Regions from separate parts of the Mus musculus genome. Here all the other regions are linked to region 1. A link is a loop called in an ENCODE intact Hi-C map of the cell type or tissue named here. Cell type or tissue: left cerebral cortex. All regions are shown on one strand.

Region 1 (5,000 bases):
GTCAAATGCTGGTGTTAGCTCTAGAACCTACAAAAATGTTCTAACAAGTCACTATTTAATCTTTTTAATAGACCTAAATTTAGGGAAGTATTAGATAAAAACCATGCTGCCACTCCCCAGCCCCTGCACCCCACTAATACAGTAGGTCAATTATTAGCAGAGACTGGAAAGGTCAGCTTCCTTCTACCTAGCAAATGAGTTTAGGTTCTCTGTGAGAGGCAGAACTGCAGCTAACAGGGACCTCATGTGACAAACTTGTCTCATGCTACTGCATCCGTAGTTATTATCAAACCAATGCAAGTGCACCACTAACTGGCCTTCCACACATCCCTGCAGGTCACAGATCCTCCACCCTGCTGCCCACCCTGCTACAAGAGAACACAGCACTGCTTCAGGACCACTTCCCTCTCGGTACGGCCACTCTCCAGCCAACGTGCTGTGCCCCACCTGCTAACAGCTGCTCCCGCTCTGACCAAGCCAATGCTCTGTCATTTATCTTTTAGTCCATACACTGCAGGTGTGCCCTACCCTGGGCTACTCTGCAATGTCCAGATGACACATAATTAACTTTTCCTTCCAAAACCTTTATTTAAATTTCATGCTTAGTAAGTAAAGCTGGAAAGAAACTATTCCAATAAATTATCTACACATTTTCAAAAGCTAAACAACGGACACATAAAGCCTTAAAAAAGACTTTCGAACAAAATCTCATGAAATGCCTCTTCCCTTCATTACACCCAGCAGCTTTGAGCCTGTTTCTTTGCCTGCAGTGAGGCTTTGCCCACAACCCTTCCGACCTCAGCCGGCTCTACCTCCTGCCACTTGCTCAGCTGGTCATTTCTTCAAAAAGTTATTTTTAGAATTAGCTTCTAAAATACATTGTGAAAACAGCAACAGCTCTAGGAAAATAAGCAACAGAATGTTTACCTCATCTGAGTCCACTAACACTGGGAGAGCTCTGAAACAAAAGAGACAAGGACAGTGTCACTCATACAAGGCCTGAGAGTCAATGAAAACCTACTGGGATAATGGCCAAGAATGGAGCACCCAGGCTCACTACTGTGAGTTCTCTAGAAGCATCAGATGAGCCACTTAAAATCCTTCAGACTCTACAGTCAGAGCTGTGGGGCAGCAGGGCATCTGGGAGGGTCCAGAGTTTGGAATACCGGCAGTGTTCTACCTTTCGATTACATAAAGGCTCTTATTTAAAAACCTCACTGGCATCTACCTAGGATGTGTATTTTCCAGAATGTGTATTCCTTTAAAAATGTTCAGTCTAAAGTTAACAGAACTATTTTAAAAATCTCAACTTTAAATAGAAACAAGCTAGTACAGGTGCAGTTCTCCTGCATATGGGGCAGCTGCCTACAAACTCACAAGTATTCCACACACTCCCACCCCACCCCGTTTATTTCTTAACCCTTTGCTACTGGTATCTGAGTGATGATCTGCTATTTAACTAGAAAACTCACATTTTGTGCTCTTATGAAAATGAGGAGAGTACCACGTTATTCAAAGGTAGTATTTCTTTTTTATGGAGAATATCTGTTTAGAGATGTGTTGGTTTATTGTTTGTATGAGTAGGTGTGTGTGCCTGGACCACGGGTGTGGAAGTCAGAGGGCTACACAGGAGCTGGTTCCTGCCTTTCACCCCTGTGAGTCCCTGCAATTGAACTCCGGTTGGCAGGCTTGGCAGCAGGCGCCTTTACCTGTTATGGCAGACATAAACACACCTAAATTTCCCAACATTTAGGGATGAATTATAAAGAACCTTGAAGCTAGGGGAAAGATAAAACAAATACATAAACAAATAAAACTGCCACATAAAACACAGCCCACATAACACACAGGGATGGATATTACAACTGCAGCCTCCTTCTGAAGCCTTCAAAGCCCAGGCTGGTGAAACAGCTCAGTGGTTAAGTATGCCACCAAAATGGTGACTTGAAATGGCTGTACAATGGAAAGGCAGAGAAAGGGGTCAAGGCCATGTTCCGCTCTCTGAGAAGTAGTGATGGGGTCCTATATCCATCTATTCATATACACATATACATACATATATACACACACATGAATACTTGTTCATATACACTCACACATGTGCACACACACACAAACACACTCACGCACCCGCCCTAAGATACACTGAGTGAAATCCCCTTAAGCCAGAGCCTGAATTCTAGATTTGAACAGAGGATATTTACACATCTGTGAACGAAGAGGGAATGTTTTCTTCCACCCACTTCAAATCTTCATCCTGGAGAAATAAATATTTATATTTAGTTTTTGCTACATCTTAGCTGAGAATGTAGTTTCTGGCATCATGTCTGTAAGTTTAAGTACTTACATCAGATGCATAGAGTCTGTTGTATGTGCTCTAGAACCCTGCGTAGGCACCGTATACCAAGTGCAATGTTTCATACATAGACAGAAAATTGCTGATTTTTCTGTGTCTTGGTTTTAGCTAAGAACATAATTGTTCTTTTCCCAAGAAGCAAAATTAAAATGCAGAATTGATTTGTAAGACCGAAAATAGCAAAGGTTTATTTTGATTTTCTTGCTTCTACCCCTCATTATGCCGACTTTGTAAAAATGATTTTTGAGTTTATACTTTTTTCAACAGAAAACTATACTGGGCAATGCTCTAACCTTGTAAAGCACTGAGCAGAGCACCTCCGCTTGTGTTCATATTCCCACAGGAGACAAGAGAGGCAATCATGTCAGGCAGTGGCGGTGCATGCCTTTCATTACAGCACTCAAGAGGCAGAGGCAGGTGGATTTCTGTGAGTTTGAGGCCAGAAACCCTGGTCTTAAAAAACAAACAAACAAACAAGTAAACCCCCTCCCCCCCCAAAGCCAATCAGCTGGGGTAGTCAGATGTTTTTCTTTTCTAATAAGAATTGACTTCTAGTTATTATACTTAGAAAAGAGAAATAAGAGTGTAAAATAAATGCAATTTTTCTTTCCTGTATACCTGACTACCTGGTTTGGTCTAATTGCAGCACTAAGCACTTTGCTGACTGAGACAAGACAATTGAGCCCATTTCTGTGAGTGGTTTCCAGGTAGAAATTAGTAATGAAAAATAAGACCTCTAATTTCTGATCAAAAGCCAACCCTTAGTTTAAAAAAGTGAGTAAAAATTCTCCGATGTGTTTGTGACTAGTGAACTTTAAATAAACTGATATATATCACCAAAAGGAAAATACCTAACAAGTCCAACAATAAGTATCCCTCAGTGAAAACTCTCCGGGCAAGAAGTATTTTAGGTCTCACGTCTGGTATTTCTGAGTACTTGCACATGCATGATGAGACAGCACAGGGATGGGAGCCAAGGTGAAACATAAACTTCATTTATAACCCAGACACTTTATGTGAGAGGCCAAGGACAGTTGTACACAGTCTTTGTGAGAGTCAGGAAGATGAAACCAAGCGTCACAATAGTTTTCCCACTCGTGGTGTCATGCTGGTGCTCACAAATTGGGGGACTCTGAATTTTCAGATTAGGGTGCTCTCTGCCTGCACACTAATACCAGATGAAAAAAACCACAGCTTTTAAATTACCATGAAACCACTCAAAGAATACACATCACAGACAGCCAAAAATAAACATAAGGGCAGTGTTGTCATTCAGCACCTGCCCTGGGGACTCCCACACAACATGTCCTTTTTATATAGTGACATTCCAGGGCAGCAGAGTGTAAGAGTGTGTAAGGCTTCACCCTGCCTAACTACCATCACCATCACTTCTGCCACGGCCTGCACCTATAAGGTGTTCTAAGGCTCATCTCTGAGCCAGGTGTGGCAGTGCAGACCTTTAATCCCAGCACTCAGGAGGCAAAGCAGACAGACTGAAGCAAGTCTGATCTGTATAGTGAGCTCTGGGTTTACCCAAATGGTGGCTCACAACCAGGCATAACTGGTTCCGGAGGTTCCAGACTCTGACCAGAGGGCACCAGGCACACATGTGGTACACATACTACATATACATAAGAATAAATAAAATAACTTATAAACTCATCCCTGCCCTATACTCTACAGTTTACTCATGCTCTCAAGGCTTTAAGAAGTGAATGGGACATACGAAGTCCTTTTCCCAACAGGTAACCATCTGTACTGTACCTAAGGAGGCTTCAAAAGAGATGGCTTGGATATGCTTAAAAGCCACCACTGCCTTTCTTTTACCAAGACAAAGCCTCAGTCTGGGATGGACCTGGTAGAGCCCTGGCTAGCCATGCACTCAGACACAGCAGCACTGGGGAAGCTGGGGCTGTTGGCCAAGCCCAGCCCGACAGATGAGGACAGACAAGAGAAGCACTGCCATCATGGCCTCAACTTGCACCTCGGGTGGAAACAGCTGATTTAAAAACACACCTCAGCAAAACCTCCCTTGACAATCAGTGACTCTGGCATGGAAACAGACTCTAGAGTGTTAGACAAAGACTACTAAATACAGATACTCACAAAATTATCAGACGTAGGTTTAGCTGTTCCGTTTGAAACCGTTTTTGAGGCTCTTAGTTTTATTCCCTCAGCTACAATGAGAAACATCAGAGACATATAAAAGATTAGAAAATTATAACTTCACACTTAATACCCCAATAAGAAAAATGATTATTTTTTAAAAGCAAGTTAGGATTAGACACTTTGGCCAGAGGAGGAGCTTCATATGCCATTTCAGAAATTAAAAAGCAGCATAGGGAAAGCTGGCAGGCTTCTGAATTGATTCAACAATCAACAATTTACGGGTACAGTAGTACTTTGACCTACATAATGCACAGTGTGTCAGTGCACAGTAGGGTGTTATATCACTTCAAAATGATAATTTCTTTGTACTGGAGTTGAAGCTATTTTGAAGGCAATGAGCTACTATAGTCACCCTATTGTACAACCACGAGGCCTTGTCCTCTTGTCTAGCTAGAATTCTGTCTCTTTTAAGCAACTGTTGTCTACTACTGTTCCTGCTTTTCTCCTTGCCTCAACCTTTTTTTATCTCTGCACC
Region 2 (5,000 bases), 250 kb before region 1:
TATACAGCATGACCCCTCGCATCCCACCTCCCAAAATAAAAAGGATGGAAGGAAGGCAATAAAAGAGAATTTGAGTTGAAAGTGTAGCTTGTCGGCAGACTTAAGTTTCACACATGCACAGGCTCAACACGGCTTCAACAGACTGTGGTAAGAGCCACGCACAGTACAGACATGATGACACCAGTGGTCCAGCCTCCTGTTTCCTCACCTTCGCTGCTGCCCCACAGCCTCGATCCCTGCACTCACCTCTGCCTCCTCATGGTGCTCAATGAGGACTCGAGGAGGAAGGTTGTATAAGTTGCAAAGCTTGGACTTCACCATGATGGGAACATAGCCGAGAAACTGTTTAATGATCCCTTTGGGGACTCCATTCACGGCCCAGCTGATATCAGCCTAAATGGGAATAAAAGAAAAAAAAGATATCATGACCTACAAGAATAAATATTTAAATAAAATTTTAGCTGTATTTGTTTATATTTTGACTGCTTTGCCTGCATGTATGGCTATGCACCAGATGTGTGTCTGAACCAGTGGAGGCCAGAAGTGGGTATTACATCTGCTGGGACTGGAGTTACCGGCAGCTGTGAACCACCATATGGTGCTGGGAACCAAACCCTGATCCTCTAGAAGAAAAGGCAGTGCTCCTAACCACTGAGCCATCTCCCCAGCCTCACAAAAGAGCATGTTACAAGGAGGAAGAGGCCACAGGGAAGTGACTTCATGTTTTGGATGACACACAGTCCCTTTAGATGAAGATACAATCACTTCAGTGGCACCAGCCCTAGTCTCAGAAGTGTGCAGGGACAGCCACCTGCTGTCACTATGTCACTAAATGCTCACCGTCAGCCTCCCTCGGTAGGTGCTCTTTCGGCCACGACACTCAGCTGGATAAACGTTGAGATCTTTGCAGATGGTCCCTTTGGGCACTGAGGGTGGACTGATGACAGCATCCACAATGGTAAGAGATATGCGCTCATCTTTGAAAGCAAATTCAAAGGGAGGTATGGCCTGAAAGACAATTCACGCTGCTAAATCACTTGCATTTTTCAACGCACTTTTCACTAAGACTCCCCGAAATCACCACTTGTGGTCTACACTCACTGACATCTACCACACCAATGCAACAAATCCAAAAGGGACAACTAAAGTTACAACCAACTGGTAACTTGGCCAACTATTTAACTTTTTGGATGGTGCGCTATGTATTTGATTTGCAGTAGGTTCTACGGACACAGAAAAGGCTGAGCTAAGCATCTACCTTCTCTGCTTTTCAGGGGCAAGTATAGGGAAACTCTTCTCATCTAAAAGCTCAGCTTTGTATATTTTATTCCCTCACACTGAAGCCTGGCAGTTCGAAGAGTTCTAAATGGCTTCCATATTGTCAAGTCTCAGTCTGGCAGTCAAAGCTCTCCAACATATCCCCATCCTTTGTTCTCACAATACAGTTGTTTGGTAACGAAAGCTCAGGGTACTGTCTACTACATATTTCTCTCCCTGAACCTACCCTGCCTCCTGAGGGAGGGCACCATCTTCTTCCCTTAGCCTTATCTAATGCAGAGCTTTCTAAACACCTGGATTAGTCGCAGCATTTCCCTTGTACTCCTGACTCAGAAAGCGCCACATCTTAGAGCAGTTCTCAAAGAATATGGCACTGACTGCTTGCTGGTGCCTGCTACCGTTACACAACCAACATCCAAAGTGAGGAGCAATTACACCTGAGAGGTGTCTTACTCTCAGAGTGCCGTGCCAGGAAAAACTAAAGATGCCAACAAAAAGAGACCTTCCCCGTCCTTACTCTGCTACCACTGTTACAATGATTCCCCTGGACTTTTTATCTTCCTCAACATGACCAACTCAGAACAGGTGGCAAGTTTTCCTCTTGCAAATTCTTAAAGAGAAAGAAAGCGGGCAGCGAACGCCTTTAATCCCAGCACTCGGGAGGCAGAGGCAGGCGGATTTCTGAGTTCGAGGCCAGCCTGGTCTACACAGTGAGTTCCAGGACAGCCAGGGCTATACAGAGAAACCCTGTCTCGAAAGAAAAAAAAAAAAAAAAGAAAGAAAGAAAGAAAGAAAGAAAGAAAGAAAGCAAGCAAGCAAGCAAGCGGGCGATGGTGGCACACACTGTTAATCCCAGTGCTCGGGAGGCAGAGGCAGGCAGATCTCTGAGTTCGAGGCCAGCCTTGGTCCACGGAGCTCCAGGGCAGCAAACGCTACACAGAGAAACCTTATCTCGAACCGTCTCCATTCTCCCGCCCCAAAAAGAAAACTTTAAGGGAAGCAAACTGAAGGATGTGCTTGCTGCAGTCTGTCTGATCAGCTTGGAACCTTGTGAGGTAGTTTTAGAACGTAAGACTCCAGGTGTGAAAAGGCGCGAGTGCTGGGAATGGTGGAAAACACAGTTCCAAAAAGATCACTTCCTCACTCTCATCTCACAGTACCCAGAAATGGTTCGCCCCAAACCAGACTCGTACTCATATATAAATCCAGGAGTCACAAATACAAGTTTCCCTACACCACTAGGCTTATGAGTTGCTTTTTTTCTCTGAACTACCCAAAGCAATGCAGGGTGAGTTCACGTCCCTATTTGTGGTCATACTGTAGGCACCCCTCACCCCCCCACCCCCCGGCCACTTCTCCCAACCGCAGGGACGCTCCAGGACCCCCCAGGCCAAGGGTAGAGCTCTGGAGCGCAGTGCACGGCACTCACCTGCACCGCGTGGCTCAGCCCCTCCAGCGCCGCGTAGTTGAAGGAGTCCACGTGCGCCCGCGTCAGGTCCTGCAAAGCTGCCTTTTGCTGCTCTGGGGGAATCCCGTACGAGGGGTCGGTTAAATGCTTTAGGCTGGGCCCGCTGGGCAGGTTCCGCCACCGGCCGTCGACATCCATGCTTCTGCCAGTCCCGGACGGGAGACCGGAGCTAGGACGCTACTCGTGGCTGGCTGGAATGGCCGGACCAACCCCACAGCCACCCTACCCCGTGGCCTTCTGGGAAATGTAGTTCCTCTTGTTCGGCCCGCCCCACACTGGTCCTTTCTTTTCTCAGAGTCGACTGGAAACTTACACCATGGCGTGATTAGACCGGTTAAAACTACGCGCAGACATGAAGACACGCCTTTAATCCCAGCAATCAGGAGGTCAGGTATCTGTGAGTTCGAGACCAGTCTGGTCTACAAAGAGAGTTCCAAGTCATTCAGAGTAGTTACACAGAGCTGTCTTGAAACACCGGGGTGGGGGTGGGGGTGGGGGTGGGGGTGGAGAGAGAGAAAGAGGCTTCGCTGTTTTGTAACCTGCAAACCATACTAAATCCTGCTCCACTTTAGTGTGTGACCTCTGTGACCCATATTAGCTTAATTCGTTAATTAGGACCTGATACAAGACGTATCTTTAAAGGTTCCCTTCTGTCCCATTCTGGAGTTTTCCTATTGCACCCTGATGCAGACCTCAGGAGACTCTGGATTCTTGGCTTCAACTAAAATGGAGGTGTGGGGCACCAACCTGTCATTTCTTCTCAACTTGTCTGTTTATTAAAATAATATTTATTTATTTATTTTTGTTTCTTTGTTTTTTGAGTCAGGGTCTCTATGTAGTCCTGGCTGTCCTAGACCAGGCTGGCCTGGAACTCACAGAGGTCCATTGTCTTTGCCTGAGTGCTGGGTTAAAGGCATGTGTCACCCCCAGCCCCCTCTTTCTCAAGTCTTTGTTTTTTTGTTTAGTTTTTCTCATACATTGCATTCCAACTGCAGTTTCCCCTCTCTCCACTCCTCCCAATCTTCCTCCCCACCCCCCTTCTCCTCCAGATCCACTCCTCCTCTATTTCCCTTCAGAAAAGAGCAGGCCTCCCTGGTATATCAACTGAACATGGCATAACAGGTTACAATAACACTAGGCACAATCCCTCATATCAAGTCTGGACAAAGCAAATCAATAGAAGAAAAGGGGTCCCAAGAGCAGGCAAGAGAGTCCAAGACAGCCCCTGCTCCTACTGCCAGAAGTCCCCCAAGAGCACCAAGCTATACATCCATAACATGAATGCCGAGGACCTAGCTCAGAGCCACACAGGCTCCAGGACTGTCTCTTCAGTCTCTGTGAGCCCCTCTGAGCCCTGCTTAATTGATTCTGTGGGCTGTGCTTATGTCTACTCAACTCTTAATGCATGAAGCACATCAGCAGGACGGCAAGCAGTAACCAGGCCATGCTACCCAGAAGAAAGGAAGCCACCCCAGCCTGCTTCTGGGCAATCAAGAGCAAGAGGTAGGAAGGTGGTTGGATAGTGTCAGAATTCGTGCTGTTTCTAGTGTTTGGCTTTTACAAATATCCATTTTTCTATGTGTGTGTTTTCAATTCCCTTAGGTATCAGAGCTAAGAACCACGTTTCTGTGTCATATTACCTATGTTTACCTTTCTGAAGCCCTGTGAAACTATTAAAGTGAGCTGTACAACTTCACATTTCCCCTTAGCAACATCATTACTAGTACCTGGTACTATCTTCTGATTATAGCAATCTTATTATTTGCACAATGGTATCTTTTGTGAGCCCTGGTTAGCATTTTCCTAGACTCCAGGGCCTAGAGGATAATAGTGTCAAATATCATTTCATGTGTTTAAGGGTTGATGGCATATTTCCTCTGAAAAACGTGAAGGGAATCAATCCCTTTCTGAGAATTGTTGAGCTTTTAGATGCTTTCTGTGTTTTCATGTTGTATCTACAGGTATGAACAGGAACGTGTATGTATTTATCCTATGTGTGGAGGCCAGGGGATGGCAGGCTCTGTCTTCCTTTGAGACAGGGACTGTCAATAGCTTAGAGCCACTGAAGAAGTTAGGCTGGCCAATGAGCCCCTGGGAGCTGCCTGGCTCTACCCTCCGCCCCCCCCCCACCCCCCCCGTGCTAGGGTTAAAGCTATGTGCCACCAGGCCTGGAATTTTTTTAAGTGAAGGTTGACTATTAAACAGGTCCCCATGCTTCAAGGAACACACTTTACCAACTGAGCTATCTTCCAGC
Region 3 (5,000 bases), 270 kb before region 1:
AAACAACCCAACAAACAACCCACCCAGCAGAAGGCCTAGACTGAAAGACAACCTGAGTTCAGGCCCCAGAACCAGCATAAAGTCAGGAAGAGAGACTACTCCACAGAGCTGCCCTCTGACCTCCACCCTCATGCTGCCCTCTGACCTCCACCCTCATGCTGCCCTCTGACCTCCACCCTCATGCTGCCCTCTGACCTCCACCCTTATGCTGCCCTCTGACCTCCACCCTTATGCTGCCCTCCGACCTCCACCCTCATGCTGCCCTCTGACCTCCACCCTCATGCTGCCCTCCGACCTCCACCCTTATGCTGCCCTCTGACCTCCACCATCATGCCACAGCGTGTACACCCACACACATAACCTGCACACACAGCAAGGTGAATAACCACAGGGACTTTTATGAAAACGCAAGTCTTTAAAGAGGAGGAGAAATAAAGAGGAAGAAGCAAGTTTGGAAGCCCTTGAAAATGCTCCAAAGTTGATCACTTTTTTTTCTCATAAAGACCAGTAAATGCTATTGGAACACAAAAAGAATCATGTTTAGACATACAGTCAATCTGAAAACAAAAATAAAGTACAAGTCTTTTTATTTTATATTTTTGAGACAAAGTTTCTCTGTATAGTCCTAGCTGTCCTGGGATTCACTCTGTAGACCAGGCTGGCTTCAAATTCAAAGATCTGCCTGCTTCTGCCTCCCAACTGCTAGGATTAAAGGTGTGCACCATCTCGTCCAGCTTAAGAATAAGTCTTAAAGAGAGAAAAAACAGTACACTGGACAGGGAAACTGTACTTTACAAGCCCTGCCTTCTAGTTAGACACAACAGACTAAAGCAACACTGAAATAAAAGAATATGTCCACTCAGCACTATACAGCCAGCAAAGATTTCCTTCAGGTGAGTGTGAAAAAGACATCTCAGAATAAGGACAAGAGGATCTGTAGTCACATACCCATGCAGTAAACAACAAATCTGTCACAAGGATGCAGGACGTGATGTGGGACATGTACACCTGTAATCCTGTGACGACAGACAGAGGCCAAAGGATACTGATTCAAGACCAGCTCAAGGAAGGCCATGAGAATGTCAAATGCTCAGAGCGTGACTCAGACGAAATGAAGAGTAGAGAAGGTACGTGATTTGACTATAATGGCCTAAGTCACAAAAGCTCAGACAAGCCATTTTCTTTAAAAATGTAAATGTCACAAACAAACTGAAGAGTTCCTCTGCATCAAGGGAGACACACTAGTAGAACACAGGTGACTGGCCATGGGCCTTTGGTGCTTCACCCCACTTCAAAGTGAGTAAGGATGAAAACATTGAGTGCATGCTGCTCTTGCACTCAGTCTCCAGTACCCACGCCAGGATCACAACTGACTAACTCCAGCACCAGAGGCACTCAATGCCCCTGGCCTCTGCAGACACCTGCATCTACACACAGTACCCACTTGTGGACACATAAGTGTAATTTAAAGTAAGATTTTTTTTTTAAAATAAGGAAGTCAATGCTAGGGACTGGAGAGATGGCTCAGAGGTTGAGAGCACTGACTGCTCTTCCAAAGGTCCTGAGTTCAATTCCCAGCAACCACATGGTGGCTCACAGCCGTCTCTAATGGGATCCGGAAGTCCTCTTCTGATGCGTCTTAAGACAGCTACGTGTACTCATTTACATAAAATAAATAAATCTTAAAAAAAAAACCCAGTTAATGCTAAACTTCCTAATTCTGATAAATATCCTAAGAAAGTCCTAACAGTGGGGGACACGCACTGAACTGTGGAGGAGGGCACCACCACGCTTGAAAAAGCAACTGGGCAAGCTGGTAACAGAACAGACGTCTCATCTGTGGGCATTCTTCGTAGTATTCTTGAAGCTTACTGTAAGTCTGAAATCACCTCAATGTAATTTACAAGTGCTTTCTGTGCTCTCATGTGCCGACCCTCACCCCGCCCACCTTACCCATCTGGCACTGGTACATGTTCCGAGGACTCTGGTTGTGATCCGAGAAGGGGATGAAGTTGGCGATCACGCTCAGCAGGCTGTGAGGGAAGAGCTCCTGGTGTGTGGAGATGCCACCAAACACCTCGTCCTCAAAGATGGCGACGTTCATGAAGAGCTGGAGCAGAGGGAGGGCAGGAAGAGAGGCACGGAACAACTGTGGTGGTCTTGCTGCTTCCCAGAGGCTGGCCCTCGAGGCTGCACAGTGCTTACATCACCCAGACCAGGAACGACCTCTGCCAGAAGCATGGGGAACATCCAGACAAATGTCCCACTCGCTGCTATTAAGGTGCTGGAGTCGGAACCCAGAGCCTGTGAATGCCAGGCACTCCGCCACTGAGCTATCTCCCGAACGCTTTCCCCTAAGACACTCATCCCGCATCTACCCTGTCCAATGTGAGGGGCCAGAGAGGAGGATAAATGTTCATTTATTTTGGATAGGATTTCTCTGAGTAGCCCTCCCTGGTGGCTCTGCCTCCCCGGTGCTGGGATTAAAGTGCACCGTGATACCCAGTTTCTTTTGTTTTAAAGTAGGCACAAGGGCTGGAGAGATGGCTCAGCGATTAAGAGCACTGACCGCTCTTCCTGAAGTCTTAAGTTCAATTCCCAGCAACCACATGGTGGCTCACAACCATCTGTAATGGGATCAGATGCCCTCTTCTGGTGCGTCTGAAGACAGCAACTGTGAATTCACACACATTAAATAAATAAACAAACAAACAAATAAATAAATATTTTTTAAAAAATAGGCACAAATCTATTTGTCAATGGCAAAGATGCAGGTGACAACTGAGACCTGAGTTAACGGGATGCCTTGGTCTCACCAACTGTGACAGAGCCAAGTGAAAAAGAACCGTGAACGCTGGGCAGCATGAAGGGCAGTCATGCGAACACCACGCCTCCCGCAGGTTCCTGGAAGCGTGGCAAGACAGCAAGACTACTTAGAGCCGGGCAAAGAGAGCCTGGAAAGTCAGTCTGACCTCCTAGCAAACGCTTTAAAACGCGATACCGAGCCTCTGAAAGCTGTTCTCCATAAGCAACACTGCAGCTGGTCCCTACCTGTTCCATGGTTCCAATGAGCTCTTCTCTGCCCAGTTCCAAGTTCTGCACAGGCCTCACCAGCCTGCAGGGAGTGGTAAAGAGGAACAGACCTGGGTACAGACTTGGTTTTCCTGTCATGGGAATCAGGGCCACCTCCATCCAGGGAGGAATTCTTTTTTCTCTCAACACCTGGTTTAACAAAACAGAGTTTAGTGAAGAATAAATGTATGTCTTATCTCAGCTTCCCTGTCACGAGAAGCCAGGCAGAACAGGAAAGAAAAAGATCTAAGAGATGACGTCATTGGGTAATAAACCTAGCACTCCAGAGCCACAGTTGTCCATCCCAGTCTCAGCCACAGACGAGGCCACTCAGCCCTCGCGAAATGGCAAAGGAGTGTTTTCAAAAAGGCAAGTTATTCTCCTGTTTGAAACATGAGTTAATAAATTTCCTTCCAAACAATTACACGAAAAGAATCCTATATTTGGAAATGAACAAACAAGCAACAGGGATGCAGAAAGGGCTACACAGCTAAGAATACATACAGTAGGCACTGTATTCACAAGTGCATACCAAAATGCAGACATGCACATACACACACACATATATTTTTAAAATCACAAAGCACACACACACATACAACATCAACAACAAACCCAAAACAGGGCTGGAGAAATGGCTCGGTGGTTAAGAGCACTTACTGGTCTCACAGAGGACCAAGTTTCAGTTCCCAGCACCCATGACAGGTGGCTTATAACTGCCAAGAGCTCTCCCAGAGATGCAGCGCACTCCTCTGGCCTTCACAGACAATGCATGCATGCATAAAAAACAAATCTTAAAATTATTTTTAAAATTCTTAAGTAAAGGGAGAAATACAAACCAAAACAATAATTTGAAAAAGATTCTAAAAACTATATATGCTTAAGGGATCCACATCTCAGCACATTATCAGTGAAGACGAATGGAGACTGCGCAGAGGGAGGAAATGACATTAAAAGGCGACATTCTAGCCCTGGCAGCACTGAGTCCTGAGACCAGCCATGCTGTCTTCAACCTCAGTTAACACAGCCACATCACATCTCTGATGTCTGGGAAGAGGATAAAGCTCACCACAGACACCAAAGAAAGCTCAAGAAAGAGAAAAGAATGAAACACAAATTGATAATTATAGTTGTCCCTGTCTCGGCCTTTCATTGCTTGGGATTAAGCTACCATGTCTAGACCAGACTGAATTCTTTGATTGGTTAATTGTTTTAGATTTACTCATTTACTTAATACGTATGAAAGGTTGCCTGCAAATGTCTATATGTTGTGTCTGGTGCCCATGGAGTTCAAAGGAAGGAGTGAAATCCCCTGAAACCCGAGCTAGACAGTTGTGGACAACCACAGGGTGCTGGGAATTGAACCCAGATCCTGTGGAAGAGCAGCCAGTGCTTTAAACCACTGAGACATCTCTCCAAGCCTTGAATTCTAATGGATTCAGTGTTTGCATGTGTACAGGTCCATGAGAGCCAAAGTGAGAGAGCAGCGGAGGAGTCTGGGAAGCCAGCTCTTCCCTGGGATCTTGTGCCATCTGGGGATCAAGCTCAGGTCACTAGGTCTGAGTGTGTGCCTGTGCCCACTGAGCCATCTCACCAGTCCATGAATTAAATTAACACAAAAGTTAATAATGAACAGAAAAAAGAAAGCCAAACTATAGAGAGAAAACTGTTAAAGTCATTGGCTCAAAAAACCAAGATAAAAATATTGTGTTCACTAAGACAGGCCTCAGTAGAGGCTGCAAGCTTAGGAAGAGTAGAAATAAAGAACTCTGACTGTAACCCTAGCTTCCTGGGACTGAGCAGGAAGACGGCCAAGGCCTGTGTGAACTAGAGTGAGTGCAGCCAACCGCCACAGTCACAAGCAACTTAGCAAAGAGCAACCAAAGGAGCAGTGGAAATCAGAAATCAGTCAGCGAGAACCATCAGAC

What was found. Hi-C counts contacts between places; a loop is a spot of excess contacts. Peaks named below come from ENCODE experiments on the same cell type or tissue, not always from the same donor. Only the 100,000 strongest peaks of a DNase experiment are listed, where the experiment ranks them.
Region 2: a loop joins it to region 1, with 2.8 times the contacts of the local background. A loop is called at or near these places in 2 of 42 quality-filtered maps.
Region 3: a loop joins it to region 1, with 3 times the contacts of the local background. A loop is called at or near these places in 2 of 42 quality-filtered maps.

Annotation. Positions count from the first base shown.
Region 1 is chr2:128,846,262-128,851,261 of GRCm38, reverse strand. It overlaps Tmem87b (transmembrane protein 87B), which reads right to left. Exons shown (of 19, transcript NM_001355629.1): 16 at 4,463-4,533; 17 at 2,205-2,257; 18 at 928-958. Among named protein-coding and RNA genes, the nearest start is that of Fbln7, 15 kb to the left of the region's middle. In left cerebral cortex, no CTCF peak of the experiment used is centred here; a DNase peak (open chromatin) is centred at 2,379.
Region 2 is chr2:129,098,971-129,103,970 of GRCm38, reverse strand. It overlaps Polr1b (polymerase (RNA) I polypeptide B), which reads right to left and starts at 2,975. Exons shown (of 15, transcript NM_009086.2): 1 at 2,708-2,975; 2 at 841-1,008; 3 at 247-393. The coding sequence starts at 2,884. It overlaps Gm46764 (predicted gene, 46764), which reads left to right and starts at 3,028. Exons shown (of 3, transcript NR_168333.1): 1 at 3,028-3,137. In left cerebral cortex, no CTCF peak of the experiment used is centred here; DNase peaks (open chromatin) are centred at 2,453 and 3,000; H3K4me3 peaks cover 1,442 bases; H3K27ac peaks cover 215 bases.
Region 3 is chr2:129,116,150-129,121,149 of GRCm38, reverse strand. Polr1b (polymerase (RNA) I polypeptide B) reads right to left here. Exons shown (of 15, transcript NM_009086.2): 11 at 3,052-3,222; 12 at 1,954-2,110. Among named protein-coding and RNA genes, the nearest start is that of Chchd5, 11 kb to the left of the region's middle. In left cerebral cortex, a CTCF peak has its summit at 2,645 (motif pointing left); no DNase peak of the experiment used is centred here.